3 separate regions of the Homo sapiens genome follow, and regions 2 and 3 are each linked to region 1. Evidence: read pairs that join two places in POLR2A ChIA-PET (ENCODE). Cell type or tissue: GM12878. All regions are shown on one strand. Each heading gives the region's core, and the rest is flanking DNA. Links, peaks and the distances in the headings are about the cores only.

Region 1 (10,957 bases), core at 1,913-6,912:
AGGGGGAAACTGCTTACTTAAGCCTCAGTAATGGCAAACACCCCTTCCCGCATCAAGCTCAAGCATCCCAGGTGGACCTCAGACTGCTGTGCTGGCAAAGAGTATTTCAAACCAGTGGATCTTAGCTTTCTGGGATCCATGGGGTTGAGATCCGCTAAGCTATACCACTTGGTTCCCTGGCTTCAGCGCCCCATTTCCAGGGGAGTGAATGATTCTGTCTCACTGGCATGCCAGGTGCCACTGGGGTATGAAAAAAAAAAAAACTGCTACAGCTAGCTTGGAATCTGCCCAAACAGCCTCCCAGTTTTGTGCTTCAAACCCAGGTGCCTGGTGGTGTAGGCACTTGAGGAATCTCCTGGTCTGCAGGTTGCAAAGACCATGGGAAAAGCATAGTACCTGGGGTTGGAGTGCAGTGTCTGTCATGGCACAGTCCCTCACAGCTTCCCTTGGCTAGAGGAGGGAGTTCCCTGACCCCTTGCGCTTCCCAGGTGAGGCGATGATCAACCCTGCTTCTGCTTGCCCTCCGTGGGCTACAGCCACTGCCTTACCAGTCCCAAAGAGATAAGTCGGGTACCTCAGTTGGAAATGCAGAAATCACCTGCCTTCTGCATTGATCTCACTGGGAGTTGCCGACTGAAGCTGTTCCTATTCAGCCATCTTGCCAGCCACCCCTACACTTTCATTTCTTATTTAAGCAATCTCAGTCTTTCCTTTCTTCCTTAGTCCAGAGAGCTAAAGGTTTCTCAATCTTAATATTTTCAAAAACCAACTTTTGCTTTCACTGATTTCCTCTAAAACATTTCTACTCTGTATTTCTTTTATCTCTGCCCTAGTATTTATTATTTCTTTATTTATGCTATTTTTAGGTTTAGTATGCATTTTTTCTATTTATTTAAGTGGTTATTGATTTGATATCTTTTTTCTACTGTAAATGCTTATAAGTATAAAATTCTCCCTTAGCAGCAATTTCTCTATTTTCCATAAGTTTTGATGTGTTGCGTTCCTGTTTTTATTTGTCTCTAAGTGTTTTTTAATTTCTCTTGTAATTTGTGTCTTAAGTCTCTGATTATTCGAGTGTGTGGTTAAATTCCACAAATTTGTAAATTTTCTAGTTTATATTTTATTTCTGGCTTCTAGTTTTATCTGTTTGTGATTGAAAAATATACTTTGTCTGATATCTATTTTTTTAATCTGTTGAAACTTAATTTGAGGACCAACATATGGTCTATCTTGGAAAATGACTCATGTGTACCCTAGAGTGTGTATTTTATTTTTGTTGGGTAGAATTATTACGTATATGTCTTTAGGATCTAGTTAATTTGTTGTGTTGTTTAAGTTCTCTATATCCTTATCTTCTGTCTAGTTGTTCTATTTTATATTTAAAAAGAGGTTTATAAGTCTTCAAGTATTATTGTAGAACTCACTATTTCTCCCTTCAATTTTGTCAATTTTTGCTTAATATATTTTGATAGTCTAATATAAGATGCACACATATTTTTATTCTTATATATTCTTGCTATATTAGATATTTTACTTATATAAAATGTCCTTGTCTCTTATAAATGTTTTTGCCCTAGATTTTATTTTATATGATAGTAGTATAGCCATGAAATATCTATTTCATGAAATATTGTAGTATTACTATTGGGATGAAATATTCTTTTCCACACATTCACTTTCAACCAATTTGGATTTTTGGTTATAAATTAAGTCTCTTATAGACAACATATTATTGGGTCATCTGTGTTTATGCATTCTACCAATCTCTGAATTTTGATTGAAGAGTGTAATTCATTTATATTTAAAGCAACAACTGATAAAAGACTTATTCTGCTCTTTGCTATTTGTTTTATCTATGTCTTAGAGCTTTTTATTCCTCATTTTCTGTATTACTGTCTTTTATGTGTTTAGTTGATTTTCTTTCAGTGAAACATTTAGTTTCCATTTATTTATATTTTGTAGGTATTTTCTTTGTAGTTACAATGAGGGATTACATTTCACATCCTAGAGTTATTACATGTATTACAAATGTGAATTTATACCTATTTAACTTGAATAATATACTAAAAATCTGCACCTTTAATAGCCCTAACCATACCTCTTTCAGGTGTTAATAAAAATACATCTTCATAGAGTGTGTATTCAAATACATTAAAAACTTTTAATGTGTTATTCTCTTAAATTATATAGACAACAAAATGTGAAGTTACGAACCAAAGATACAGTAATACTAGCTTTTAGACTTACAACTTTTGATGTATTAGTCTACTAAATCATGCAAAAAATGGAATTGTACACTATTACTGCAATAATGCTAGCTTTTATAATTGCCTATGTATTTATTTTACTCAGGTATTTATTTCTTTTAATGAGTTACTTTATAATGATTTTGTTTGTTTGTTTGTTTTGTTTTGTTTTGTTTTTTCCATTTCAACGTGCAGGTCTCCCTGAGCATTTTTTGCAGGACAGGTGGAATGGTAACAATCTCACTCAGCTTTTGTTTATCTAGGAAAGTCTTCATTTCCCCCTCTCTTTTGAAGGACAATTTTGCCAGATATAAAATTCTTGGTTGACAGTTGTTGTCTTTTAGCACTTTGAATGTATCAACCCACTACCTTCTCCCCTCAAAAATTTCTGATGATAAATCTACATATAACTTTATTGAGGGTCCCTTGTATGGGATGAGTTGCTTCTCTCTCTCTGCTTTCAAGAATCTCTTTGTCTTTGGATTTTGACAATTTGATTGTGTCTCTCCATGGGGGTCTCTGAGTTAATCCTACATAAAGTTAATTGAGCTTTTGAGAATATTTATATTCATGTCTTTTATTAAATTTGGCAAAATTTCTGCCGCTATTTCTTCAAATATTCTCCCTTCATTTTTTCCTATTCTTTTGGAACTCACACAGTGTGCATATTCACCTGTTGGATGGTGTCCCACAGGTCTTTTAAATTCTGTTCACTTTTTTCAGTTTCTTTTCTGTTCCTCAGGCTTGATAATTTTGGTTGTCTTATCTTCAAATTCTCTGATTCTTACTTTTGCCTGATGAAATATGCCTTTGAATCCATCTAGATAAATTTTTTATTCTAGTTGTTGTATTTTTCAGCTCTGGAATTGTTTTTTGGTTCTCTAACTGTTTTATTTTCTGTTTTGTTTATACATCATTTTTCTTGACTTTATTCATGTCATACATTAGTTCTTGGAGCACTGTAAAGACAGTTGTTCTAGTCTTTGTCTGGTAGCTCTGCCAAGCATTTCATTTGTAGGCTGAGTTTCTGTTGTTTTTGTTTTTTACTTTTTATTAGCCATATTTTTCTTTTTCTTTTTATATCTTATAATCTTTTGTTGGAAAATGGACATTTCCATCTAATACTGTGGTAGCTCTGGAAATGAGGTCTTCTCCTTCCCCAGAATTTGTTGTTTTCAGTTTTTCTTTCTTTCTTTCTTTTATTTTTGGATCATATCTGTACCAAGTATTAGAGTGAGGTATAATCCTATGGTCTTTTCACGTCTTTTCTTAGTCCGTGCTTTCCCCTGGGCATGTGTGGTGACTTTCTAATTTTACCCATATATGAGAATGCCTTTGAGTGCCTTGGTCTTCAATGTATGGCTCCATAAAGAGGAAAAGGAAAAAGAGAGATGGGGGTGGCACCAGCACCAGTTCTTTAAGTCTCCTAGGAGACACCTCAGCCAGGGTGTGAGGTGCTTGAAACAATAAAAGGAGAGGCACCAATGGTTACCACCTTTATGTGCAACTCTTGTGATCAGAAGCAGTGATCAGTGATGAGAACCCAAATCCCTCATATTAGCAAAAAAAATGGTCCTTTGTTTTGCCCACTTGGGCTCCCAGCAGCTATGTGCAGGTTCTTCCTGGAATATGTGGCTGCATGCCATGGGGCTAAGGGGTGGGGTAAGTTAACTACTACTATGGTAAAAACTCAAATAAGACCGGAACACCTGAAATCCCAGCATATTGGGAGGCCAAGGCAGGCAGTTTGCTTGAGTCTAAGAGTTCAAGATCAGCGTGGATAACATAGCAAAACCCTGTCTCTACAAAAAATACAAAAAAAAAAATTAGCTGGACATGGTGGCCTGTGTCTGTAGTCCCAGCTACTTGAGAGGCTGAGGTAAGAGGATTGCTTGAGCCTGGGAGGCAGAGGTTGCAGTGATTCAAGATCTCACTACTGCACTCCAGTCTAGTTGGCAAAGCAAGACCTTGTCTCAAAAAAGAAAAAAAAAAAAAAAAAAAGAAAAAGAAAAAGAAAAACAAAACCTTCAAATTAACCAAAATTAGCAGAAATGTATTATTCAACTCTTCTTCTATAAGTTGCAAGCCTTAAATAGACTCCAGATTTACAAAACTGTTATATCAGACAGATTCTGACATTGCCTAGATAGGAAAACAGATTTCTGGTGCTGCCTACTCTGCCATATTCCCAGTACATGCTTAATGTTGATTGTTATTTCTGCCCTGCTGTTTGAAGGTGCATGTGAGAATGCGGTACTGGTGCTAATTCCTATACTCATTGTTCAACCCTGAATGAGTCATTTCTTCTTTCTGGGTTTTACTGATCTCATATGAAAAAGGTTTACTTGATGCATTTCATGTATTTAAAACCCAAGCAAGCAGTTAGGTATTATGCAGTTAGGTATTGGAGGTTGAAAGGTGCGTGATAAAGGAAATGAGAGAGTCTTCAAAGGTGTGGGTAAGTATTGCATTTATTGATCTATTCTCTGGTCATAAATTGCATTCACTTCATGAAAAATCAATGATTTATTCACTTTGTTATATTCCTGTTTTATTTCCACAAGAATATTTACTTTAAAGGAAAATAAACAACATAAAAGAGTCATACCTAGAATTTTCATTTGTTAAAAAATGCAGTTATAAATACATTTAAAAATAAGCAAATTGACAGGCAACAGAAAAATGCAAAACCTTATGTGATACTCATCTCTTTTGAGAGGTTACTATTTTCAGAGGAAGGCTGAGGTGATAAGTAACTGTTGAAAGAGAAAGACATACCAGTAGAAACCACATTTCTGCATGGTATGGTTTATTTTTGACAGCAAATGGTTAATTAAAAGACCGCCTAATAAAAGCTTCTCTTTAAAATATGTCTTGGAAACACAGGGTTTGATTTGTTTTATTAAGCTTTATTCTAAGACGTTATAGCTTTTAATAAATTGCACATAGAGGCAGTAAATTGAAACCTCTGGTTATAACAACCTTAGCACCTCAGCAGCCATGTTGTCCACCCTGTAATGCTGTTAATGCACAGCATAATGTAAAAGGATACTAAGGCTCTTAGAACACAGGAAGAGTGGGAGCAGGTGAATAGGGACACGATCAGTCCTGCTAACACTGATCACATTTGGATAAATGTAACCATTTTTTGTCATTAATGATAACTTTCAATTATGCCAGAACCTGTATATATAAGGAATGGGCTAGAGACAGTTGAGGAAAAGGAGAAAGAAAATGTTTGACTGTGGCAACTGAACACCACAGTATCTTCAAGTTGAGAATTGGAATTGAAATTCATTCTGACCGTGGTGGGTTCATTTCCTTCAATTGGACAAACATGAAGTTTCTTGGGTGCTTTGAGATGTAGCTCCTTGAGCAAGCTCAGGAGCAAAGACTATCTTCTTGTATTTTACTCAAAAGGCTAAGAATTCGTGTTGGAAAACTGCAGTTTTATACAATGAGAATCCATAGGAACGTAATTTGAATAACCATTATGAAGGAGCGTCTGGCAATCTCTAGCATATTGAGCATATGTACACCCTATGGCACAGCAATCTCACTCCTAGGGATATTCTCTAGAGAAACTCACTTTCCTGTGTAATTTGAGACATGTATAAATATATGTATAGCAGCATGTTGTTAATAGTAAAAAATAGAGAACAAAACTCCAACTTCTATCATATAAAAGTATGTTATATTTATACATTAAAATACTACTGAGCAGTAAGAAGAAATGTATTAGAATCTCTTGAGTAAAAGCAAGCTACAGAAGAAAAAAGAAACACGTATTTTGAAAGTATAAAAATAATACTATATATTTTTATGGATCTATGTAAAAGTAATAAACATAAGACACAGGAATGATAATTTGAAATTTATTATGGTGGCTGCTTCTGAAAACATTTGTAAAAAATTTAAAACTAGATTTATATTCCATCCACTTATCCATATGCCAATTTATATTTATATATCTATAATTGTGTGTGTGTGTATATATATATATCCAATAAATACAGACATATATAAATACAGATATATATATAAATAGATAAATATTGGATATATATATATATATATCTCCAATAAATGCAGAACTTCCTTCTTGTGGTATGCCCTTATCTAAGAGCTAAGAGATCAACAAAAGAAGACTACAATATATAGCCGTGTGTTGCTTAATGATGGGAATACGGTCTGAGAAATATATTGTTAAGTGATTTCATCATTGTGTGAACAACATACAGTGTACTAACACATATCTAGATGGCATAGCCTACTACACGCCTAAGCTATATGGTATAACCCATTGCTCCTAGGCTACAAACCCACACAGCATGTTACTGTACTGAATACTGTCAGCAATTGTAATACAATAGTAGGTATTTGTGTATCTAAACATATCTAAATGTATAAAAGTTCAGGTGCAGTGGCTCATGCCTGTAATCCCAACACTTTGGAAGGCCAAAGCAGATGGATTACTTGAATCTAGGAGTCCACACCAGCCTGGGCAACATGGCAAAACTCTATCCCTACAAAAAAATTAGCCAGGCATGGTGGCACACACCTGTAGTCCCATCTGCTAGGATGGCTGAGGTGGGAGAGCCCAGGAGGCTGAGGCTGCCATAATCGTGCCACTGCACTACAGCCTGGGGGACAGAACAATACCCTGTCTCAAAAAATAATCATAATAATAATTTAAAATAAACATAGAAAAGGTATAGTAAGAATAAAATATTATAATCATATAGGACCACCATTGTATATGTAGCGCATTGATGACCAAAACATCATTATGTGCCACATGACTGTAGTTCTTGTTCTCAATAGAATTATAGCTTATCTGGAAGACACATAGTAGCAGTTACACTATAGTGTAAGCATTTAGTAGTGGATAAAACTGTCTGAAATCGAGATAGAACATGAAACAAAAGTATAAAAAAACCCTGCCTTCCACGATGTGTCTGTGGATGGGGGAAATAATGTGTGTGAGGCAAAACTAACTCTGCAAGCACAGAATATAAATCCTTTCACTGAGTTCTTAATTTTTCTTTTCAAGATGCAATGAAATCCATTGACTTGACAAATGCTCCCATTCAAACCTCATCTTTTCAAGCAATTCTTACAATAGTCTGATGTTCTGCACAAAGAGTGGTTTTTGTCCTATGGAGCGTGCACATGTTTTTTTAAATGTAAGCTCTGTCTGTGAAATCAGATCACTGATAGGCGTCATATAAATTAGTCATTTTTTTTTTATTTCAAAAACACCATGTTTTCCACAAAATCCTTTATATAAGAACAAAATGCAACAGACTGGAGAAGAATTTTACCCTCAAGAGAGAACAAAGGTATAAGAGACATTTATGGTCATTCTTGACAATATTTGTGTGGTATCATGCAGAGGATATTAAGGGACAGAGGAGGCTAGGTCACATGAAAGGACCTTCTTCAACTCTGAGATTATTTAATTTCAGCTTTCAAAAGTGGTAAATGTCTTCAAATGTCACTCTGTATCTTTAAGAGTCTACCATTGTGGAGTGTCATCCATTGGTGTCTATATTTTATCGACATAGATTTTAGTCTAGTTACTGTTTGGATGATTTTTGAAAATAACAAGGCTGATGCAATTACATCATCTATTTCTGTCTTAAAATTATCTCTTTTGAAATTCAGATAGACTCTCTAGGTCTTGTATTTCATAAATTAGGATTTTATTTATTTAAATTTAGAGCTGAGTTCTTCTCGTCTGTCTATTTGTCTATATCATCTGAACACCACAGTAACTTCAAATTGAGAATTGGAATTGAAATTCATTCTGACCATGGTGGGTTCATTTCCTTGAATTGGACAAACATGGTGTTTCTTAGGTGCTTTGAGGCATAGCTCTTTGAGCAAGCTTGGGAGCAAAGACTATCTTCTTGTATTTTACTCAAAAGGCTATATCCTTTACAGCTGTCAATCCAGCTCCCCATACTGTTTTCATTTCTCTACGATGAGAGAAGCCACTTGAGTCAAGTTTTGCAGATTTTGTTTTCAACATCCTTATAAGTAAGGTCTAGAAGTTACTATTGAATCCATTTTCCAGACAAGGAAACAAACGCAGAAATACGTTAATTTTTCTAGATCATGATAACCAGACCCAAGCCTGGGGAAGTTAGCTTCCAACCTCATGTTCTCTGCTATCTAAACCTAAAATGTAGTCAAGTTTCATACAAACACAAATACACATACCCACCACGAACTCACCCACCCACACCCAAACACATACACACACAGGCACTTCTAAAGGTGGGTGGAGGAAAAGAGGCTGTATACTATATATTAAACCTGTTTTTTTATCCTAAAATAAGAAAAGAGGCTGAATACTAATTATTAAACCTGTTTTTTCCTATGAAAATAAGGAAGGTTTGGGTAGGGAATGGATATTTCATAATGAGGGTTTATAAATCCTGTTGCATGATTAGACTGTGTCATATTGCAACAACATCATAGTTTTAATTCAAACCAAGAATCCAATACTCCTTAGAAATTATATACTTTCAAGTGTCCTTAATGTCAATCCAGAGATCATGTCATTTGATGCACTTTATAAATTGCTATAATTCAAGAAAGAAAGGATTTCATAGTCAAATGTCTGAAATAAACTGGGAGAATTAAAGGTAAGCAACTTTCTTCCCTGTCATATCTCAGAACATTTAACGTATTAATGTGCAACTGCATTTCTAAGATGGAACACAGAATGCAGCATTTTCCAAACATTTGACTACAGAACACTATTTTTTACTATGTATCTTGCAAAAGTGTCTTGGGGAAACATTGCAGTAGTCCAAGCCTTTTCTTTTACCAAAGGGGAAATTAAGGTGTGGAGAGGTGGAATGATTTACCAAAGATAGACACAGCTTGATGAAGAAAATTAAGCTAGGCAGATGGGGAAAGATCATTGAACATCATTTTGCCCCCAAAATGGTGAATGCCATGAGATAATATTTTATAGCCTATATAATGTTAATGGAAAAAATACATTCTCCAGACAACTAAATAGGGAATTATGGTGGGTGGATGGATGAACAGATAGACAGATACACACATACATATGTATAAAATATATATATATATAATTATGTTATATTTTTATACAATTTATTTCACACTTAAAAAGGCATTCATCATCATTAAACAGTATATAGAAGACATACAATTTTATTTTGGTAGCAATACTTCTGCTCATTCATTAAATAGCTATTATGCATTTAGATACCTAGAATATCAAAGGGAGCTTTAAATCACTAACATTGCCTGCACATACAGAAATTCTCCAACAATAACATGCTGGAATGTGTTAATATATGCTTCATAGGTCCACAGATGTTTAAGGAAGATGTAATTTTCAAGATGATTTAGGCTAATCCTTTTATTTTAAGTCAGCTGAGGCACGGGTGGTTAGAACAGCAAAGGCATTGTTATGGGCTTTGGCAGATAGTGCCCTAGATCCTGTGTTCTCACAGAACAGAGCTTCAGTCTTGAATAACATTGTACAGCCATGATAACTTTCTGGAGATGGCTCACAAGATACCCCTTTCCATTCTCATTTAAATTTTCATTTTGGTTTGTAGGATAGAGGACAATTATGAAATTAGATGACTTTTTATCTCTGAGTGAATAATTTTCTTTTTTAGGTAAAACAGAATAAGGACATGTTTTTGTCTCTGAGGAGGGTGAGGGGTGGAAATAGCTGCTTTCTTCAAGCAAAATTCGTTAATTAGAAACACCTGCTTTATTTAGAAATGTGCACCATCCACAAGGAGAAGAATATCCCTTCTTTTTTGTCTATAAATGTAGTCTATGCTGCAAAGCATAAGTACGAGCAGTGAATGCAAGAAATACAATTTTCTCTAGGGCCAAAAAGTTAAAAATAAAAATCTTTAACTTCCCCTGAAAGGCATAATGAAAATAAGGAGCACTTAGTAACTTGCTTTTTGCTGCTCTTTGCAGTTTGTCTCCAGGTAGGCTCCGTGTCATTATAAAGGATCTGGCATCTCACAATACACTTCAGGCATTTATCATTTTTTGACCACTGAATGTCTGGTTGCTCTGGATCTCCAATCCATTGGAGTCTAAGAAACTTCCATCTAGTAATAGAAATGCTGAATACCTGCGTATCTAACTTCAAACTCTCTTCATGAGGTTCTTGATATAGTTTGGCTGTGTCCCCACCCAAATCTCATCTTGAATTGTAACTCCCACAATTCCCATATGCCATAGGAGGAACCCAATAGGAGGTGATTGAATTATGGGGGTGGGTCTTTCCTGTGCCATTCTTGTGATAGTGAATGAGTCTCACGAGATCTGATGGTTTTAAAAACATAAGTTTCTCTGCCCAAGCTCTGTCTTTGCTTGCTGCCATCCACATGAGATATGACTTTCTCCCTGCTGCCTTCCACTGTGATTTTGAGGCTTCCCCAGCCACTTGGAACTGTGAGTTCTCCATTAAACTTCTTTCCTATGTAAATTGCATACATTCTTATGTATGTCTTTATCAGCAGCGTGAAAACAAACTAATACAGTAAATTGATACCAGTAGAGTGGGGTGCTGCTGAAAAGATACCTGAAAATGTAGAGTGACTTTGAAACTGGGTAACAGGCAGAGGCTGGAACAGTTTGGAGGGCTCAGAAGAAGACAGGAAAATGTGGGAAAGTTTGGAACTCCCTAGAGACTT
Region 2 (10,957 bases), core at 2,410-7,409, 86 kb before region 1:
CTGGATAATTGTGAGCTCAGTGTTAATCTGTACTGTTGGCAGGCTGAAGTGTCAATGGTAGCTGTAACAAGATTAACCTTGATGAAGTGAAGTCCAAGTCTCTTGAGACCATGAATAAACTATAGTTCTACCACTGTGGCTGATTTATTCATGAGCCCATTGGGCAGGGAAAAGGAGGCCTAGGAAGAGAGGCTAAATGGCGCTCATTGAGTAGTTCATCGTAACCAGTTGATTTCTGAGATTTCCTCCAAGCCGAGAATACTCTTCTGTAAGCATGGGCATACTTATTCTCTAGACCCTTTGATCACCAATATTTCCATTGTCTTCTTTCTTTCCAGTTTGAGCATCCAGACAAACCACTAGTTACTATCCATGCAATAGAGTATTCTATACCTTTGGCCCTATTTTCTTTGACAGAAAATTCACCGCCTTCTGGGTTGAACAAATCTTTCATAATGTATGAAGTTGAGTGTTCAAAGTTTTAAAAAATTATCTGTAGTCAACCAATAACATTCTGACATCTTAACTTAATTCAGTGCAGACCACCTGTAAATTAATTTTCAGACACCTGACTAAGAAAACGGTTTGACCTGTTCCTCATTGCTCTTTCCTTTACTGAATCCAGGGATTTCAGCCAGTGCACCCCTTTGAAGCAGTTAGCTTAACCCAACAATGCATTTCATTCACTCAGAACCAAATTTCTCATAATGAATTCCCATACATAATTCAAGATTGGATAAAGTAAATTGTTAAGGTTGTACAATCTTATTGTTGTGTATGTCCCTCCTCAGGGCTCATACTTCATATTCAGTCTCCTGGGGGCTGCTGTCACTAAATCTTGTTATAAATTTAGATGCAAACAGAAGTTGCATGACAGGTCCTGAGCAGAATCCGCATTTCCCCAGAAGGCAACTACCTCAGGGGAGCCCATTACAAGTTATTTAGGAAAAGAAAAAAATAATAATATATTCAGATAGGAAAGAATGTGCTGCTTCTACTGGAAATTGACACTGTGAAGAATTTATAGGTTCAAGATTTTCAATCTCGTGAGAATTTTACCGTATATCTTCATTTCCCTTTTCAATGTCCCTCTTCTTTCCAACAATATCCTAACATGAAAATCCGAGAATCTGCCAGGTTTAGTCTTGGGTTTAGGTTTTCAGAAATCTTAATACCATTCCTAGAGTACTGTTAGGGCAGAATAAAAGTATTCTGGCTGCTTACTCAAATGTTTAGGAATTTGAACTCCTGAGCTCATCTTTTTTTTTTTTTTCCTTCAAAGTATCCAGCACTGTTAGAAGCAATCCAAAATAACCAGTCATTGTGCTCTTTTTTTCCCACTAAATTGCTCTTTGGCTCTACGGCAACTGCTACTGGATCACCCAAAGCCTTGCCGCCTGAAAGCACTTCACTCCAGGTGATGACAGTTCTAATTTTAGTCATATTTTTGCAATGAACCAACAGAGAATACCAACATTCTGTTTTTGCCTTGCAGCAGTGTAATTAGTCCTGTCAAATCTCATTAGATCTACAAACCAATTCTAGATTTCTACCCTTAAGCATCTCTTTCTATGGAAACACTTCTAATACCAATATCTGAATCTTCTGAATCTTTAATCATGGAGGCAGAGTACAGTATTATGGGATTAAGAGATTTATTTTAGATGTCAGATCTGTGGCTGGAGCTGGAGAGGTAAAGGTCGGAAATGAGTTGAAGGATTTGAGACAGGATCACTAATAGTTTTTGTGAAGCACTGGCATAGTTGAGCAAGTCAGCTTTTAGTGAAATGTGAAAATTTAAGCAAACCCCAGCTACCAAAACTGAACTGTGAAGGGAAAGCTAAAGGAGAGATAGACGCGAAAGTGTGCTGCTATGAGATGGCCACTTCTATGGTTCCACAGTTGTGGTTTCATCCGGTTGAGGGCTTATGGCTGCTCAGTCTGCAGTGTGGAAAATGAACCAGATGCAAATCTGAGTACAATAAAGGTAAACTGGATGTATTTAACTGTTTTGTATCTATACATGAATGTATCTGCCCACATCCACCTTCTGATATTAATGCAGCTGTTGCATTTTCGTTTTCCAAATCTCATGCCAATTTCTCTTGTTGTTAATCCTAATCTGGGACCATACAAGACTCGGGATTCTAGGATACATAGTTTCATTTTAGCTCAGTTTCCACCTAACCAAATTGACCTGGAAACATCCAGCACATATATAAGAATGCTTCATTAAATAAGTAGTCACTGTTTACCTTGGTATGATATTGCAGGTACTTCTCAGTGCAAATCAGAGCTTTCTATGAGCTATACCTGACCTTTCATATGCCAATCAATATTTCTCTTTCCAAATTCTAAACGGTATCTCAGAATCTATTGATTGCGTTTTTATTTTTCTGGAGAGCTCCAGTTTGTAGAATTCTAGTCTCCTACTACAAAGTAGGTTGCATTCTTTATGCACTGTGTCTGCTGAGTGTATCTTTTGTTTCTTAAATTCTAGTCTCTTGATTATTGTTAGTTTACTTGTTTGTTTGTTTGTTTGTTTTGCTTAATCCACAGAGTCAGATAAGTTCACAGTCAGTAGCTTCCTAAGAAAAAGTGTAGAAGAGGGAGAGAGAAGCAGGAGAGGGGGAGGAAAAGGAGAGGGAAGAGGTAGAGGATGAGAGGATGAAGAGAGGTTATGTATATCTGAAAATTGCTTTGAGAGTTTTGCTGAATATGTAATTCTAGGATGAAATTTTTTTTCCTTATAATATTATCAAATACATCGATCTGGTATTTTTTCTATCACAAATGATAATATTGAGATGCCTGATGCCATTGTATTTTCCCTTCTGTTTTAGCTCTGGAAATGCTTACAGTCTTCTGTTTTCTTTTTGAATTCTAACATTTGACAAGGTATGCCCTGATTTGGATCCTCATTTCACTTACAGTGTGGAATACTCAGCCTACTGTTTCTTCAATCTGGAAATGAACCCACGGTTTCTTAATTTCTTTTCTCTCAAGGTATTATTTGAAATAGGATATCAAGGTTGAATTTTTTTATTCCTGTTGTGCCCATATGAAACAAACTTATTATTCATTGAAACCTATTCTTTTTTATTTAATGTTTTGGGACCAATGCTCAGTATGAACGTGATGGTTACCAAACCCACTCCAGAGTGCCTCCAACCCTAGCCATGTTCTTTACCATCTGTGCAGTTATTGCTCATATTCTCTCTTTGTTTTCATTCTACACATCCAAACCCTACTTATTTTAAGAAGATTCAGTGCATGTCCCATGTCCTTTAGGGAACCTTTTGAGTGGTCTACTTGTTTTCTCTCTTTTTCTGTGAACTCTTTTTTTTTTTTTTTTTTTTTTTTTTTTGAGATGGAGTCTCGCTCCATCACCAGGCTGGAGTGCAGTGGTGCGATGTTGGCTCACTGCAACCTCCAACTCCCTGGTTCAAGCGATTCTCCTACCTCGGCCTCCCTAGTATCTGTGATTACAGGCACGTGCCACCATGCCCACATAATTTTTGTATTTTTATTAGAGATGGGGTTTCACCATGTTGGCCAGGATGGTCTCAATCTCTTGACCTCATTATCAGCCTGCCTCGGTCTCCCAAAGTGTCCTGCGAACTCTTGAACACCATACTTTAGCAATTTTAGGTATATAGAAGTAGGAAGAAGGCATTATAATGTTCTGAGTAGTATTTTTTGAATTCATGATAGTTTGGTCGTTCTAAGTATGTTTATTTAAATAATTTAGGAGGCTTTGTTATAAGTTATATTATGTATTGACTTCTAAAGTTTTTGCCTCTCCAGTTTCTTTATCAATGATTACAGATGAACTATTAATTTTACAATAGGTAATGTCATAGCATTATTTCATATTTGGTATTCTTATCTTTTCCAGCTATATTACTTATTAGTCTGTAATTTTGTAGTACATAGTTTTGAGACTGTAGAAAGAATTTCAGAAATTCATTATTTTCTCTCACTCTTTAATTATTTTCAGCTTGTCCTAAAAAAAATTCAAAGATTTTAAATGGCAAACAATTATTTATTTAAAAAATAGATCATAATACCTTAAGTGTATTTTATGTACTGAAATGTGATGCATTTTAGTGAATGTTCTCTGTGCAAAAAAAAAAAAAAAATGTGTAACCTGGTGTGCTTGGGTGAAGTAGTGTATAGATGTCAACTATATCCACTTGAGTGATAGTACTGGTAACTTCAGCTATATCCTCATTGATTTTTTTTGGCTGTTGGATCTGTCAATTTCTGATAGAGGGATGTTTATTCTCCAACTGTAATAGTGGATTCATCTATTTCTCCATGAAGTTCTATCAGTTCTTTTCACATATAGTTTGATGCTCTATTGTTGGATACATAAGGATTGTTATGTTTTATTGGAGTATTGACTCTTTTGTATCAATATGTAGTATCTTCTTTATCCCTGATCACTTTACTTGCTCTCATGTCTGTACTGTCTAAAGAAAATATAGTTACTCTTGCTTTCTTTTAATTAGTGTTAGCGTTGTATATCTTTCTCTACCTCTTTACTTTTAATCTAAATGTGTCTTCATATTACAAGTGGGTTTCTTGTAGATGATAGTTGGATCTTGTTTTTCAATCCATCTGACAATCTGTCTTCTAATTAGTGTATTTAGACGATTGAGGTATAAGGTGATTACTGATATCATTAGATTAATTTCTACCATATTTGTTACTATTTTCTATTTGTTGTATTTATTCTTTGTTCCTGTTTTTGTCTTCCACACATTTTTTTGTCTGTTATGGTTTTAATTATGTATTTTATCTGACTCCATTTTCTCCACTTTCTATCAATTATACTTTTAAAAAACATTTTTAGTGATAAAGTGATAGTCCTAGAGTTTGCAATGTATATTCACAATTAATCTAGGTCACATTAAAATAACATAATAGCATTTACAGGTAGTGCAAGTACCTTATAATAACAAAATATTCCCAGTTTTCCCTCCCACCCCTTGTATCATTGCTGTGATTTCACTTAAGCATATATAAATGTGTGTGTGCATGTATATATATATATATACACACACACACAAATATATTGTTGGTATTATTATTTTAAACAAGAAAATGATTATATCATTTAAAATTTAAAAAGTAGAAGTTTTCATTTTACCTTCACTTATTCCTTGTCATGGTCTTCCTTTTTTTAAAATGTAGATCCAAGTTTCTTCCCTCTCCTCTGAATAACTTCTTTTAACATTTTCAGGTCTATTAACAACAAATTTTCTCATTTTTTTCTTTGAGAAAGTATTTCTCTTTCACTGTTTAATTTCACAGAGTACAGAATTTGGTTGGTGTTTTCTTTTGAATATTTCTTTCAATACTTGTTTTCTCAACATTTAAGTGTCTCTCAACACTTAAAATATTACACTGCACTTTCTTTTTGCTTGAATGGTTTCTGAGAGAAGGTGGATGCAATCTTATCTTTGCTCTTCTATACATAAGGTTTTTTTGTTTGTTTTGCCTCTGGTTTCTTTTAGAATTTTTTCTTTATCTTTGATTTTTTTTTTTTTTTTTTTTGTAGTTTGAAAATGTTATGCCTAGGTGTAGCTTTTGGCATTTATCCTGTTTACTAATCTCTAAGCTTGCTGGATCTGTGTTTTGGAATTGACATTAACTTAGGGAAATTTTCAGTTATTGTTTCAAATATTGCTTCTGTTCCTTTCTCTCTTACTTCTTCTTATATTCCCCCAAACTGTTTATTATCACTTTTGTATTTGTCCCATAGTTCTTTGATACTCTGTTCTTTTTTTTTTTTTTTTTTTTTCATTCTTTTTCTCTTTGCTTTTCAGTTTTGGAAGTTTCTATTGTTATATCCTCAAGCTCAGAGATTTTTTTCATTAGCCATGTCTAATCTACTGGTGGGCTAATTGAAGACTTCTTTATTTCTATTACAGTGTTTTAATCTCTTGCATGTTTTTATTATTTCTTAGAATCTCCATCTCTCTGCTAACATTCATCTGTTCTTATATGTTATCTACACTTTCCATTAAACCATTTAGCATATTAATCATAGTTATTTGTTTGTTCTTTATTCTGATAATTCTAACATTACTGCTACATCTGATTTTAGTTCTGATTCCCAAACTGCGTGTTTTGCCTTTTCTACTAAATTGCCTTGTAATTTTTTACTGAAAGGCAGATATGATGTACTGGGTAAAAGAATGTGTGTTAAATTTAAGGCCTTTAGCAATGTAGTAGCAAGGTGTGAGGGAGGAGAAGCATTCTATTTCCATGATTAGTCTTAGACTTTGGATGAGACTGTGCCCCTGGCCTGTGGACTTCATCACTCCCTCTTTCTGTTGTTTGTTTATTTGTTTTTGTTTTCTCATCTTTAGTTGGGACAGGATTACTAGAGAGTACTGCGGTTGGATATTTCCCTTCCCCTACATGGATGACTAGGGGTGGTTAGAGTTGGGTGCCTATCCACTCCCTTGGGTAGGTTAGGCTCTAAAAAACCCCAGCAGGCTAGAGCCTCATAAATTATTTCTCCTAGGGCAGGGCTTTTAGTAAGAACAGAATGTTCTGACATATTTCAAAATGGTTACTCCCTGCACCCCCATGGAAGTATGGGGAGATTTTTCTCTGATATTCACTTTGAGGGTGAGATCAAACTCCTGGAGGCAAAATAAAAGTGGGGGTTCCCACCATGATTGGATCCTTCCGGAGTTTTTCACACTCAGATTTGTTCACGTGAAGCTTTCAGCAATTTGTCAATTAGAATTCAGGTTTTCCTAACCTACCACTGGTACCCATGGAGATTTCTTCTACTGGGTTTGTATTTCAGTAAATTGTGGCACTCAGTATTTGCCTGTCTGTTTCTCCAATTTGGGAGGATGGCAGTGGTTTGCACTGAACTTTTACTTCTCTGAAAGATCTAAAAATCTTAGAAGAGTTGTTGATTTTTCATTTTGCTCAGCTTTATATTTGTTATTAGGATGGATTGTTGACTTCTAAGCTCATGACATGCTAGACTGGAAACCAGAAGTCCATAATACTTTAGCACATTAATTTTATAAAGAATATAAAATTGTTTGAAAGCATTTTTAATTAAAATGAACTTCAGCAATTTCATGTCCAATAAAAAAATGCATTTGCTTTTCAATGCTGTCATCAAAAAATGTAACCATTTTAAATGACTTGGAAATACCCTTAGAAGAGAAGGCAAATTGTTTGCCTTTTTTAAACTGACAGATAAGATTGTATGTTTTTATCATGTGCAACATGATGTTTTGAAGTACATGTACACTGTAAAATAGTTAAATTAGCTAATTAACAAATGAATTATCTTGCATAGTTATCATTTCTGTGGTAAGAACAGGTGACATCCACTCTTTCTACATTTTTTGATACAATGTATCAGCACTAACTATAGTCACCTTGCTATGTTTACAATAGATCTCTTGCATTTTTTTCCTTTTATCTTACTGTAATCCTGTATCATTTGAGCAATATTTCCCCATCCTCCACTCCTGCCTAACCACCTCAGCCTCTGCTAACAACCATTCTTCTATATAATCAACTTCTTTAGTGAGATCATGCACTATTTGTCTTCCTATGCCTGGCTTATGTTATTTAACATAAAGTCGTCCAGGATCATCCATGTTGTTGCAAATGGCAGAATTTCATTCTTTTTTATGGCTGAATAGTACCCCATACTGTATATATGCCACATTTTCTTTATTCATTCATCCCTTGATGGACACATAATTTGAGTCCACACCTTGCTATTGTGATTAGTCCTGTGATAAACATGGTAGTACAGATACCTTTTTGACATACTGATTTCAACTCCTTCGGAATAGTTTTTTGAATACTAAATAAATATCTTATTAAAAAATTAAACCCTTATTTGTTCATGGTGACTGTAATAAATTTTGGCAAAAATATAGAGAAACTTGAACTGATTCTGGTGTTCTCATTGAGCTGCTAAATTTGTTACTGTTCCTCCTGCATAATACAGATGCCATAAGCCATGACTAAATGTACAGAAGGCATTTACTTCTGTTAGGTTTTTTGAGCCAGAAGACGCTTTATAAGTCACTGCATTATACCTTATAACTACATTTTAATTTAAATGTATTTTTAAACATAGCTTTTAAAAGCTCATCTCCTCACTGGCTATCAAAAGCAGTTTAATTTCTAAAGTAATAGCATATTTTAAAAATCTATTTAAAATGCTGTTAAGATCTTTAAATATTCTACTTTTATTATTTTTAAACTTATTTAATTACACTATAATTGTATAAAGCTCTAGAGCAGTGCTGGAGATGGTTGCAAATTGTCCAGTCTCATTTCCAGGCATACTATTGAAATATTTCATGAAATAACAAATTGATATCCAGGGAAAAGACCTGTAAGAGGTCACCCATGTAAAATCCAGTCTATACAAACATCTGAAAAGTAAAGGACAGAAAGCAAATTTAATCATATATGAGTACTTCGGGGGTGTGGATTGTAGCAAAACATGAGAGATTCTAATTTGTATGCAGTACATTCAAGGAAAGTAAATATGATGAGATTTAATACAAACATCTTAATTTTCTTAGTCAAGGTAAATGCCATTGCCAGTGGTTCCATTTGAAAGACTGGATAGTATTGATGGTGGTGGCAGCCTTTCTGGAGTGGCCACTTCGAGGACACCAGCTGCAGCAGGGTAGGTGGGGCCTGGGCTGTGTGTTCCATGGAGCCCAGCAGGGGCCAGGAACAGGTGATCACAGAGGGAGCCCCACACCCTACTGAGTTGGCAGGGCCACAGGCCGTGTTCCTGTGCACATCTGCAGCTGCACAGCCATGGCACTGGACCTCAGCATCCCTCGCTCTTGGGGCCCAGGAAGCACTCAACTCTCACAGGCTTGGAAGTGCCTGCTCCTGCTATGTGGCCTCTTCCTACTCCCAGTGACTGCCCCAGTGTGGAGCAAAGTTGTGGCCAAGCCCCAGTGCTGTTGCCACCTGACGGGGTGTGTACATGCTTGGGGTTGCATTGACATGCCAGTCTCCTGCCACCTTGGCCCCTCCAGACTTTGGGCACTAATGATTGTGGGATGGAGGCTGAGGGGCTCACTGTAGGCCTGCAGGCACCCCTTGGTGTGGAAAGCCTGGGTGCCGTGGATGGCATGTTGATGATGGGAGGCAGACAGGTTCATAGGCAGGAAAAGGTGGATCCCTGCTGAAACCCCACCTTCAGGTCAGGGTGTGCCTGAAGCCTGAGGGCTGTGCTACCAGTTCTGGGTGAAGTCTGCAACCTGGAGTGAATACTTTATTGATGCTTTCCAGCCAATCAGATGGTGCTTTTTCGAAGCCTACCCATGGCCACCCATGGACCAATTAGCATGCACTTCCTCCATTCTGAGCACATGAAAGCCTCAGACTCAGCCAAACTCAGACTCTCACTGGGAGGACTTGCCTACAGAAAGGAGCTCTCAACTTTGGGTCTCCTGAGAGCTGTTCTGTTGCTCAATAAAGCTCTTTCCATCTTGGTCATCCTCCAGTGTACTGTGTAACTTCATTCTTCCTGGAAGCAGGGCAAGGACTCAGGACCTGCTGAACGGCAGGAGCATAAGGAGCTGTAACATGTCCCTGGACAGCTCGCCAAGCTGTGGGCGGTTCATGCTCTTAGATTGCAGGAGTGAAGAGTGGTGACCCTTCTGGGGGCCCAGACCTCAGGATTCCCTGAGCCAGACCTGCTGTAACACTATAGCTCTCCCACTCTCCACTGGTGCTGGGTGGCTGCCCCATGCAATGGGTGGAAGGACTGAAAGAACTATAATGCAAACAGGCTGAAACATGCCCCCCTTTCCCCACTTGCTGTGCTGTGGGCAGCAAGAAGGAGAGGAGAACTGCGGCCCTTCTGGGAGCCCAGACCTCAGGGTTTCTGAAGCCTGGGCTGTGACGGGCTGTAACACCCTCCCTGGGTCTCTGCAGTTCCTGGCGCCTCTGAGATTTTGGACTCCACTGTGTTCCCCAGCACCTGAAGTGGAAGCCACTTGTGGTATGTCTCATTCACCCACAAGCCTTGAACAGAGCTGGCACCTGTGCTGGTACCTGGAGCTGCCCTCCCTTCACAGCTGGCACACCTGGCTGTGCACAATGGCTGGACCCTGCACTCACTCACTCACACATCTCTCACCACTCTGTGACTGGCTCACCCTTGGCAGCTGTGGGATCTGGGCCAGTAATGTGAACCAAGCACAGCCTGCTGGGCCAACTGGGTGGAACAAGCCCAGAGGGTTTGAGCAAAACCCAAGCAGAGGCACCGCTGGCCACAGAGGTTTCAGCTGGTAAAGTGACACTCTACAGATCCTCTGACAGTATGCTTTTGAAGAGAATTATTTTCTAGGTATAAAATGTATAAATGAAGCATCGAATCTATTGATATATATTATCCTCAGGAAAAGAAAATCAATTTATTTAAATTGTGTGCTGAGTAAAAATGGGAACAATTCTTCCCGGAGAAACAAATTTCTCATCTGGTCATCCCTTAGATTAGAATTTGACCCCATATAAAATCAGAGTAATGCTAAGAATCAAACTATTTCACTAGAAAATAAAATAGGAAGAAAATGATAAACGACGAGAATTAATGTAGAATGAACATGGATTTTAGATTAGGCTTAGAAAAGGAAATGAGCTAAGTTATTGAACATCAGATAAATAGTAATGTCTTATGCTTAAGTAACACTTATTTTGTCAGTGACTAGTCTATGTATTTCACACTTACTAACTTATTTATCCCCTACAGTAGCTCAGTGAGGTAGGTAGCCTTATCATCATCCTTTAAAAGCATAAGGAAATTGGGGCACTGAGAGTTTAAGTGGCCTGCTCAGTGCAGATAAGCAATGAGACAGGAGCAAGGTTGGAACCCAGGCAGTCTGACTTTAGAATGTGAGCTCTGAACCATTACAGAATACTCTCC
Region 3 (10,957 bases), core at 2,951-7,950, 100 kb after region 1:
GGGGGACTGTTTCTTTCAAGATTTTCTTTTTGCCTTTTTCTTACAGCATTTTCACTATGACGTATATTTGTGAATCTCTTTGCTCTTATTCTACTTGGTGTTTGTTGTGTTTCCTAAGTTTGTAGATTACAGCTTTTCAATAAATTTGGGAAGTTTTTCAGCCATCATATTCTTGAATATTTTATCTGTTCCTTTTTTTGTTTTCTACCTCTATTACTCCCAGTACAGATAAGTAGGTGTATCTAATAGTAACCCCACATTTCTCTGATGCTCTATTCATTTTTTCTTTTTCTGCCCTTTGGAAGTATAATCTCTATAGATCTATATAACTTCTCTAAAGCCTTATATCAGTTTAAAGCTGTTACTGAAACCACCCTCTAGTGAATTTTCATTTTAATTATATTTTTCAACTCCAGAATTTCTATTTTTTTGTATAATTCCTATTTCAATACTATCTTTTTAAAGCAACATTACCGTCATACTTTTAACCAAGGTTTTTTAAAATTCTTTGAGCTGTTTATAATGGTTACCCCTAAATCTCAACTTTATCACTTTCAGTTTCTGTGGACTGTTTTTTCTGGTGTATTGGTCATACTTAATCTGTTTGTTTCTGCTTTGCATTCCTCAATTTTTGTTCACAGTAATTGGAAACTTAAGATAATGTAGCAACCCTAGGCACTTCAACTCTCCATAGCTTATTACTGAGGTTTGCTTACTTACTTAGTGATAGTCTGGATTATTTTAGAGCAGTCTAACTCTCCTCCTCACTCCCCTGTAGTGTGAAGCCCCTGAAGTTCATTTTTTTTTTGCCCTTTGGAAGTATAATCTCTATAGGTCTATATAATTTCTCTAAAGCCTTACATCAGTTTAAAGCTGTCACTGAAACCCTCACCCCAGTGAATTTTTATTTTAATTACATATCTTTCAACTCCAGAACTTCTATTTGTCTTTTTTGTAAAATTCCTATTTTTCAATATCATCTTAGAGTAATGTTACTGTCACATTTGGGTATCCCAGTAGTTAGTAGGACAACAGTGATTATAAGGCCTTCATTAAGGGTCTCTTTCCCTAATACACAGCTGCTATGTTCTAACTGATGACCAATTCTGACCAATTGTGCCGTTGTTTTCACTGATGCGATGGGGCATGCCCATCACAGGTTAATCAAATTTAGAGTCCTTTAAAGCACGGGCCCCCAACCATTACCAGTCTGTGGCTAGTTAAGATCTGGGCCACATAGCAGAAAGTGAGTGGCTGGTGAGGGAGCTTATTGCCTGAGTTCCGCCTCCTATCAGATCAGCAGCATTAGATTCAAATAAGAGAGTGAACCCTACTGTGAACCATGCATGCAAAGGACCTAGGTTGTGCACTCTTTAGGAGAGTCTAATGCTTGATGATCTGAGGTGGAACAGTTTCAAGCCGAAACCATCCCCCACTGTCCGAGGAAAAACTGTCTTCCACGAAACTGGTCCTTGGTGCGGAAAATGTTGGGAAACTGCTGCTTTAAAGGGACAGTTGCTGAGGTCAGTGTTCATATTTGTTTGAACCAGTAGTGCTCTTTCTGCTGACACTGTCCTCTTCTCTCCACTGAACTGTGAACCTATCATTTAGCAATGAATCAATTTCCCAGTTGCTTTTCACCGTCGCTTTCACTGTTGTGCTGAGTGCTCTCAGGGTTGAACTTTTTCAATCTCATCCTTTGGGGTATACAGGTATAAAAGGAGCTCTCTGTTCTATATCCTGTTTCTCATTCTGGGCAAAATATTTGAGCTGCTGCTCTGGTGCTCCAGGCAGGGAAAGCAACAGGCCGTAATTTGAGTGACCTTGAGTTGCCAAATGACAATTGATGTAAGGTGGGAAGCAGCCTCAGATCTCTTAAGATTGCCCTCTCACTGAGCAGCTACCTTCTCAAGAGTCTGAGCACTCTCTATTGTATTATCACAATTTTTCTATAACTCTACACCTATCCTAAAATTTTTTAAAACATGGTAAAAGAAATGCTCAACTTCAGTGAATTCCCATTAATGAGTCTCTTGGACTACCTCTTCAGTGTAGGTGTAGGGATGTATATTTGGCAGGATGAAGAAGTAGCATTTATGTGGAGGGAAGCAAAGCAAAACACCTGCATTTTGCTAATTTTTTTCTGGGAATTGTCTACATATCCATTTTGCTAGCATGCTACAATGATTATAAATAATGTAGACCTAAAATATTAAGAACATTATTTCAAAATCATTAGTGATTACCCTTAAATTTCATTGCTTTTTTCCAGTTCTATTTTTGCATAGGGATCTATCTGTACTTTGATACATTAATCTGGATTCCTACCCATGGAGTAATTACTCCACATAGTGTAATTCTCACACACTTATCCTGACATAAAAAGAAGTAAGGCTTACAAAAAGACATTAACAAGTAATTCTGCAAATCTGTGAAGCTTTTGTGAAATGAGAAACAGCTCTTCTGGGCTAATGAGTAGCATTTGTGATTTGGGATGCCACGAGAATCCCAGATTACTTTCTCCCATCTATACAACACAACTGGCCAAAATACTGCTTTGTTAGTAGGGTGCAGGTTTATTTTCCAAAGATAAGCCCTTACTCTTGGGTAGTAAAGGTATTTTTGGAGGCATATTCCATGTTCTTTTCATGACTGAACTAGCCAGCTTACCATTTAGGACACTGTGCTTCATGGAAGCACTGAAATTTAAAGGCTGAGATAGTTGATCTGCTGGCATTTGCTTTTGTGTCTTAGAATGGTCTATGGAATGAAATTTATCTTCCAAAAGCATATTTTATGAAAGCTTGCGTATAAAACTTTCCCATTACAAGTTAGTAAAAGCTGACTTATTAACAGCTACTCTTCAAAGTGGTCCGATCACAGATTGAGAATTTTAATGAAGTTACCATGAAGGAAATGAGTTATGTGTCCGTGCACACACACACTAGAATTTTTACTATTTTGTTACAGCTGTTATCTTTTGGATATTTGATTGTTGACTAATACATACAAGAGTGTTATTAGTTTTGTAAAGACCGCAAAGGAATCTGAAGACATTTCATCCTTCTGAAATAAAACTATCTACTGGAAAAGGTTTAAGCTTAAAAAAATAATTTGAAATTTTCAAATTTCCTTTTCCTTCCTAAAATCTCCACTTGAACTTTATACTAGCCAGCAGCAGGGGACCTGGCTTGGCACATATTTTTGTAATACAATTGAATTTTAGGCTCAAAAGATTTTCCAGGTCATTTAATCCAATCCTTTTATGTTTATCAGACCAAATTTTCTATTGTCATTTAAAAAAGACTATTTTTAAAATTTCTTACATACCTTATATTCTGCTTCCACAAACATCTGACACAACCACAGTTCAACTTCAAAACTAGTAGGAAATTAAAAAGTTATGATATGACCATTCTACACACCTTAGTCAACTTTTGCCAATTGACCTAATGTCCTTTTGTTGGACTAGGATCTAATTCAGGATCATAGGATGTATTTTCTTACTCCTAAATCTCCTTCAATCTGGGACAGTTCCTAAGTCATGAAAGAACTTCGTGACGTTGACACTTGGAACGTACTGTTCCTTAATTTGTAGAAAAGTTCCTCAGTTACAACTTGGTCATTTTCAAACTTTAAGCAACCAAGTGTGGTGATTCTCAGGAACTCACAGCATATTAGTGGTGAGCACCTTCATACACAAATAGAAGATTGCTAACCATATGCAAAGTTTATTCCAAGATTTCAGACGGCATGCCAGCTGCTTCAAGGGTTGAGGTGGGGAATGTGATACAGGTCAATGAATTGGTTTAACAGTCATATAACAAACGTAGTAGATAAGTCTCCAATAGATGTCCGATTTCCTACGGAATCTTGGGTTTAGAGCTAAACCCTGGGACTAATTGGTGTGCTCCAAATGAAAATGTTCCCAAGCCACAGTTTTGAGTTCCTTTCTTTTCCCCTAGTGTGGTGTGTGTGGTTTTTTTTTCTAAAGCCATAGTGTAGGCTCACAAAACATTTAGAATATGGCTAGTAACAAAGTGCTCTTTCAAATGGGATTACGCAAGACTGGCTTTGGGCAGAGTGAGTGCTACAGAAGGTCAAGAAAAGGGAGCAAAGCTGGAGACTGATGGGAAAAACCCTAAACACACATACGCTGACGCTCACAATCATGTACTTCATAAACATACTTCATCTGCACACGGCCCCACCTCCGTCCCCGCTGCCCTTCTGTGTTTCTCAGCCAGGACACGCAGCCTCTGCTGTGGGTTTACACCAAGGTGCCAATGTAGAGACTAAAATGGACAGAGCAGGAATCCCTCTCCTCTCCAGGACATTTGCTGGAGTCTCCAGTGAAAACGCAGTAAACAGCAGGCAGGGTCCGTGGCGCTTGCAGTTCGACCTCAACCTGCAGCCACGGAGAGCTGTGGGGAGAGCGGAGCTGAGGCCCCGGCAGCTCCCGGTCCCGCACCGGGCTCTGCTGGCGGCTGCCGAGTTCCTGAGACTCCTGCCCCCGCCCGTGTGGCGGCGCCTCACTCCGCACCTGCGGCAGCCCCTGCCCACGCCGCCTCCACCCGCCCCGCCGCGGCCCGACTTCGCTAAAGTTAGGGTCCTGAGCTCCAGCACCCACAGCCGCCCGCGCAGAGCCCCGCGCCGCCACCTCGGGTCCCGGACCCTTCGCCGCCGCCCTCGCTCCCGGGATGGGAAAATTTGGCGCCGGTGAGCGCGTTCCTCGGCGGCGCGGCGCGGCGCTCTGGGTCCTCCGTGTCAGGGCGTCTGCGGAAGCGGCTCCGGTGGCTCCTCTGCTCCTCGTGGCACGCGGCCCAGACCCCCAGAGTACTGTCCGTGCCGGCACTGCGAGACCGGGCTCCTGCTGCTCCTCTCTCCTCCTGGGGTGCCACCAGCGCCCAACGATGGGAGAGGTGAGCAGGAGCCTGCGGGAGCGCAAAGTCCCTGAAGACTGGGGGCGACGGCAGCATGGAACTCCGCGGCAAGATGAAGATCCCTGGCTTCCGGATGGAGGAGCTGCGGCTCACTAGCAGCCTGTCCGCGGAGACGAGGAACCCCACCCACAAAGATGGTTCCTGGGTGCGACCAGGCAGCGTTGCGAGTAGCAGAGTGGTGATGGGGTGGGGTCGGGGAGCGAAGCGGGGAGGGAGTGTGAAAGTGGGCTTGGAGGGTCAAGGGCAGAAGGTGATTTGAGGCTTCTGACTTGAAGTGTGCAAAATAAAGGCTATGCTTGCCTTCGCCAGGAAGTATTTCATCTCCAAGATGGGCCTCAGTCCTCCTGGAACTCCCATCTTCATCTCTAAGCTCCAAACCTGGAAAAAAACAGCTTTCAAGTAAGAATGTAAATCCCTGGTTTCTGTCAATATGGCTTGTGAAGCTGAAGACCAGGCAGAGTAGGGTGTTAAATAAGTGCATAGTATGCGGTGGTGAAAGGGTTAACGTTGTAGGGCAGGCTGACATTGCCCTCAAGGATTCCCACTTCACTTGCTGTAAGCTTACTCTGGGGGCTCCTGTCTGTGATGACAAATGTCTAGGTTAATTTAAAGGGGACAAAATCTCAGTGGACAATCACTGCCTTCTAGTGTGGTCCCTGTCTCTGGCACTGAGGAGATGGAAGTTACATGGAGAGCAGGCACCATCTTTCTGAGAGAGAAAGTGATTAAAGCTGGGGCTTTACAGCTTGTGAATTGATTGTTCTCCAATGTGATTTAGTCCTGGAAACATCAATATCCAAGGGACTACAACTCCCTGTTCACTCTTCATTGCCTGACCACCTCTAGTGAAACCTGAAATAAAGACTTTTCCATATGAAGAAGGGGATTAAGATTCCAGGAGGCTGAGCCTGGGGAGGGAGAGTGGGTGTGTGGTGAGCTTTTGCAAGACAAAGTAGCAGGGCTGACAGCTAGTCATTTTTTTTTTTTTTTTTTTTTTTTTCCCCGGCCATGTCAGGAAGTTTTTTTGTTTGAGTGAATAAATCTGAAACTCTTTAACCTATCAGAAGTATCAACTTAAAGTGAACCTGGAAACTTAGTGACAAATAGTAAAACAACAGCTTTGGTGATTAAAGACCATTTAAAAGTTGTCGAGGCTACCACAGAACAGGCAGTGAGAACACGGTAATCAAAAGTGGGTAAAAATGGAACACATAAGTAAATAGAAGTTAGATCTGGAAATTGCGAGTTTGCTCTTTGAAATATGCACTGATTATCCAGCTCAGTATCAGTCACCATACCTTAGTTTGTAATGCAATTGCAAGAAACCTTCCCAGAGACATGACACTGTATTCCCATTATTAGCTTTTAAAATAACAGTTTTGGACAGTTTACAACACATTTACTCCTTGGGAATTCTGTTGTACATACTTATAGATTGTATTGAGGCAAATCATAACGGCATTTAGCATTGATAGTCCTGTCCTGAGAACATCCACACAGCTCTAGTATGTTACCTTAGGACAAAGGGTTCTGCTTTATGTCGTTCTGTAGAATTTTATTGAGGTAACTGCAGTAGAGATTTTATCCAGCTCCTGGAGACATTTGACTTCACTGCCTACGTTAACAATCATATCTTTTAATATCAGTAAAATATTCAATACTATTAACACATCACCACTAAAATAAGCATCTCACTTAAATCTAAACTTAAAAAATGTTTCCCTTCTTTTGGTAGTTAACTCAGAGTTGCTGGCTTTAAGTGCATCAAATATTATAAGCACTGGGAAACAAAACTTTTGGACTAGAAATAGATACTGTTATACTAAGCTGCAAATTATTAATCCTGAAATATTTTGGCCTGACGGAGAGATTATGCATCTTTGGCAAACCAAATGTTCACTTAAATGACAATGTTTTGTCAGATTGTGTGTGTGTGTACATGTGCACACATTTATACTTACAAGTCCAGTAGAGACAAGTGTGGGTCAGGCTTTGGATAGGTGGCTTTTGCAGTAAGTCTACTAAGGCTATTGAATGTAGTAAGTAATAGGGGAAGTGACTTAGTGTTTTAGCACCCAAAGTTTGCTAAGCAGTGAGATCTCTCACCTCTGAAGTCTTGTATTTCCTAACGCCAACCTCCTCAGCCACACACACACTTTTTCAGTACGTATGTTCATGTTTTCAAAAAGGGCTAATTTCATCTAAACACATTTATCTGTTTCAGCATCATGAAGGAGGTAACGTTTAAAGCTATTTTTGTAAATTGGAGCAGGGGAGGATCAGATGAAACTTAGATGGAGGAAACTGAATTAAATGAAAGCAGAGTGGAGACCTGACTTGTAGTCTTATTTGTTATGTACCCTTGACAAGTCCTATTTGTTGTAGTAATCTGCGTTTGAATTTTCTCATCTGTAAAATGGGGTCAGTGCCACTCAGAATTCATCCACAGAATCACATAATTTGATAGAAATAACAGGGCATTATTGTTGTAAAGTCCTGTACATGGGTGTGTCACTGCCTTTCCACTATTTTTCTTTCTCTCAGATTAATAAAGGACAGTTCATTAACCCCAAATCTAATAATAAAGTTGAAGACTTATGGTTTCTCACTTAGATATCCTACCTTAGAAAGAAGCACCATACGCCATAATATACATCCTTTGGAGTTCTCTGATCTTTATCTAAAAGTTTGCTGCTAAGAGAGACTAATGATTATAATAACATCTGAACGACAGGTACAAATAGATGGTCATTATGAGCTGCCCATCTAACTTTTCAAGAATTCTGGATGGTTTCCTTGCAGCATTCCTCTCTCCTGTTCCTTTTGCTGATGCTTTTGGGGAAGCCTTTTGAAGATGTAACTTCTGCCTTGCACATGATTAGTACTCAGAATTTTGTATGGATTCATTAGCTAATGCTGGTTAGCATTTTAGAGTGCAGTGGAAGACAGAATTTATACACACATTCAGACACAAAGCACTAAATATACTAAAACTTGTACATGATTAGTACTTTCCTCTGTGTGTGTTTTGTATGTTTTGTTGTGAATGTGTTTAGTGCAATTCCCAAAATTTGAGAGCCATTATTTAAATTCATTTACTAATACAGCCTTGTTATATGGGACTGCCTTTCTCAACGGAAACCTTTGCTAGACCCAGTGGGGGAATCTTGTGGCATGAAAGATGCTGAGTAGGGACAGTTTGTTGCGAGCAAGAACGTGTTTCATCTGCACCACTCATTTTATACATGTCATGTGCTGTGATCTAATTTTACATATAATATGTAGTACTTTGTGTCTGTGAATGTGTATAATTCTGTCTTCCATTGCATTCTCAAATGCTAACCAGCATTAGCTAGTTAATCCATACAAAATTCTAATTAGGTGGATGGTATTTTCTCTTCACATTTTTATGCTAAACATAATGTTTCACTTTTTCACTGTCTCTTTAGCATTAGCAATGTTGTTCAAAGAGATATTAACCTAAGACCGTTATCTGCAGTATATTACTTACATCATTATGATGGTATTAATGCTGCATTCTGTTACATGACTGGCTGCTTGACATCTGCTTGTGTGCCATCAGCTATTTTTAAGCACGACATGTATCAACACAACCTTGGTGGTAATTACACTGGGCCAAGTTTTTTGTTTTAATAAAATGCTTTTATTTAGCATCTTTTAAATTTTCACAATCTTGTGAAGGTGGGATTATCACTCTAATGACACAAAACTAAGGTTAAAAAAGGATCATTGACTTGGCCAAGATGATGTGAATGGTCAATGATAGAACACAATGTGGAATTCACATTGATCTCACTCCAAATCTGCCTTATAGTTTTTTAATGTAGAACTTAGAAATCAGATCCTTTTAAGAACTGTCTGTAAAATTATTCATCTTGCGTGGATTTTAGCGGCAGCTGCAAGCAGGCAAATGTTGGTAATGGAAGCTTCATCTTATGAAAGGTAAATCTCTTCACATTTTATTCTTTACTTTCAGTAGTAATTGCATTGTTTTCACACTGTCCTCCTCATCTTTAGTCTTGAAGTCAATGCTTGGGTGATTATTTGATTATTAGGTCATCGGAAAATCTTGAGATCTGGTCTTTGTTAATACATTTCTGAATGAGCAACTAAATCTGACTTTATTTCAGAATTGACTGAAAACTGGTGTTTATTGTATAAGTTTTTTTTTTACTTGGCTTTTTAGATTTTAGTATAATTGGCATTCTTTAGCAAACTTACTTTTTTTTTTTCTTTTTTAAAAGACGGAGTCTCACTCTGTCGCCAGGCCAGAATGCAGTGGCACGATCTTGGCTCACTGCAATCTCTGCCTGCCGGGTTCAAGCAATTCTCCTGCCTAAGCTTCCTGAATAGCTGGGATTACAGGATGGTACCACCATGCCCGGCTAATTTTTATATTTTTAGTAAAGATGGGGTTTCACCATGTTGGCCAGGCTGGTCTCTCTTGACCTCATGATCTGCCTGCCTCAGCCTCCCAAAGTGCTGGGATTACAGGCATGAGCCACCGCGCCTGGCCTACATCTTTTTTATGATCAGGGCTCTGATCCTAATAAAAAATGCAAATGCAATGTGGCATGAAAGGGCAAGGTGTTATAGAAGAAAAAAGTATAAGATATGAAGGTAGACAGACCTGTGTTCAAATATAAGACCGCATTAATATCTATCTTAAAAGTAGACTACCTGCATTCTGCTTTCTGAAGAATAATCAGTAGCTTTTGTGAGGCCCTGCCCAGGCTCCCCTCAATATATTAGTGTCTTCAACCTGAAAGCATTGAGCATCTTGCATGTGTAAAGCTCTGGGGAAACAGATACCACATTAATCTATGCCTTTGACTTGAGAGTGTGAAAACATTATGTTGGGTCTTTTTCCTATTATTCATATGCATATGTTTATAGAAGCCTCGAAATTTGAAAGACAATACTTAAATCAGGTATTGATATTTGTAGTAAGATATAAAAGCATTATTAGTCTGATATCTTTGTGTTGGCAAACATGCAATACTTGGCTACCAAATGCATAATCTAGGAACAGAATTTAAATCTTTTTGAATTTACTGTTACCCCCTAGAAAAGATAATATTGACTCTGAGAACGACTTACATGTTTCGTAGAAAGGACTCTCAAAACCGTAGAATTGGCCAAGCGCGGTGGCTCACGCTTCTAATCCCAGCACTTTGGGAGGCTGAGGTAGGTGGATCACCTGAGATCAAGAGTTGTAGACCAGCCTGGCCAACATGGGGAAATCCTGTCTCTACTAAAAACACACAAAAAATTAGCTGGGCATGGTGGCACAACCATGTAATCCTAGCTACTCAGGATAGTGAGACACAAGAATTGCTTGAGCCCAGGAGGTGGAGGTTGCAGTGAGCTGAGATCACGCCACTGCACTCCAGCCTGGGTGACAAAGTGAGACTCTGTCTCAAAACAAAAACCAAACAAAACATAGAACTGGGCACAAAAATACATGCAGTATTTTATTAATGCTGTTAAGAATTGCAAATATTTATGGAGTATTAACTCTTCCAGAGAAAATGCTAACAACCTTATATACTTTTTCTTATTAACTTTAAATTGTGCAGATATCTTCTGAGCACCTGATATGTTCCAGTCACTGATCTTGGGATGTGTGTGAAGTGGTACAAAATGTTATGATCATTCATATGAGACAGTAGATGATGTATGTTACCTGAATGACAAAAGTGCTAGAGAGTAAAGATGAGATGGGAACCTTCTGGCTCAGATGGTTATGAAGGCTGTGGCAAGAGTGGTGCTTAACCTAGATCATGAATAGGAGGGATAAGTTTAAAAGGAGTGTTTTGAAATGGCTGTAAGTACAGGATAGATAAAGGAACTGCAAGAACAAATGTAGGGAGAAGAGAGATTAAGATTCACTCATCTGTAAGATCACTTTAGAATGAATGTAGGTATATTTCATGCCCAGTGAGAAACTGAAAATCGATGTCAGGAAAAATCTGTTAGCCCTTAAAGACGTG

The links. ChIA-PET counts read pairs that join two places held together with the same protein. Peaks named below come from ENCODE experiments on the same cell type or tissue, not always from the same donor. Only the 100,000 strongest peaks of a DNase experiment are listed, where the experiment ranks them.
Region 2: POLR2A ChIA-PET joins it to region 1 with 8 read pairs; 2 of 35 experiments call an interaction of 5 or more read pairs at or near these places.
Region 3: POLR2A ChIA-PET joins it to region 1 with 8 read pairs; 1 of 35 experiments calls an interaction of 5 or more read pairs at or near these places.

Annotation. Positions count from the first base shown.
Region 1 is chr10:108,008,600-108,019,556 of GRCh38, reverse strand. The region is part of intron 4 of LINC01435 (long intergenic non-protein coding RNA 1435); the gene reads left to right. Among named protein-coding and RNA genes, the nearest start is that of LINC01435, 55 kb to the left of the region's middle. In GM12878, for the core only: no CTCF peak of the experiment used is centred there; DNase peaks (open chromatin) are centred at 4,556 and 4,928; H3K27ac peaks cover 781 bases.
Region 2 is chr10:108,095,353-108,106,309 of GRCh38, reverse strand. No RefSeq gene overlaps it. Among named protein-coding and RNA genes, the nearest start is that of LINC01435, 32 kb to the right of the region's middle. RefSeq lists an enhancer at 8,404-9,373. In GM12878, for the core only: no CTCF peak of the experiment used is centred there; no DNase peak of the experiment used is centred there.
Region 3 is chr10:107,908,632-107,919,588 of GRCh38, reverse strand. The region is part of intron 4 of LINC01435 (long intergenic non-protein coding RNA 1435); the gene reads left to right. Among named protein-coding and RNA genes, the nearest start is that of LINC01435, 160 kb to the left of the region's middle. In GM12878, for the core only: no CTCF peak of the experiment used is centred there; a DNase peak (open chromatin) is centred at 5,948.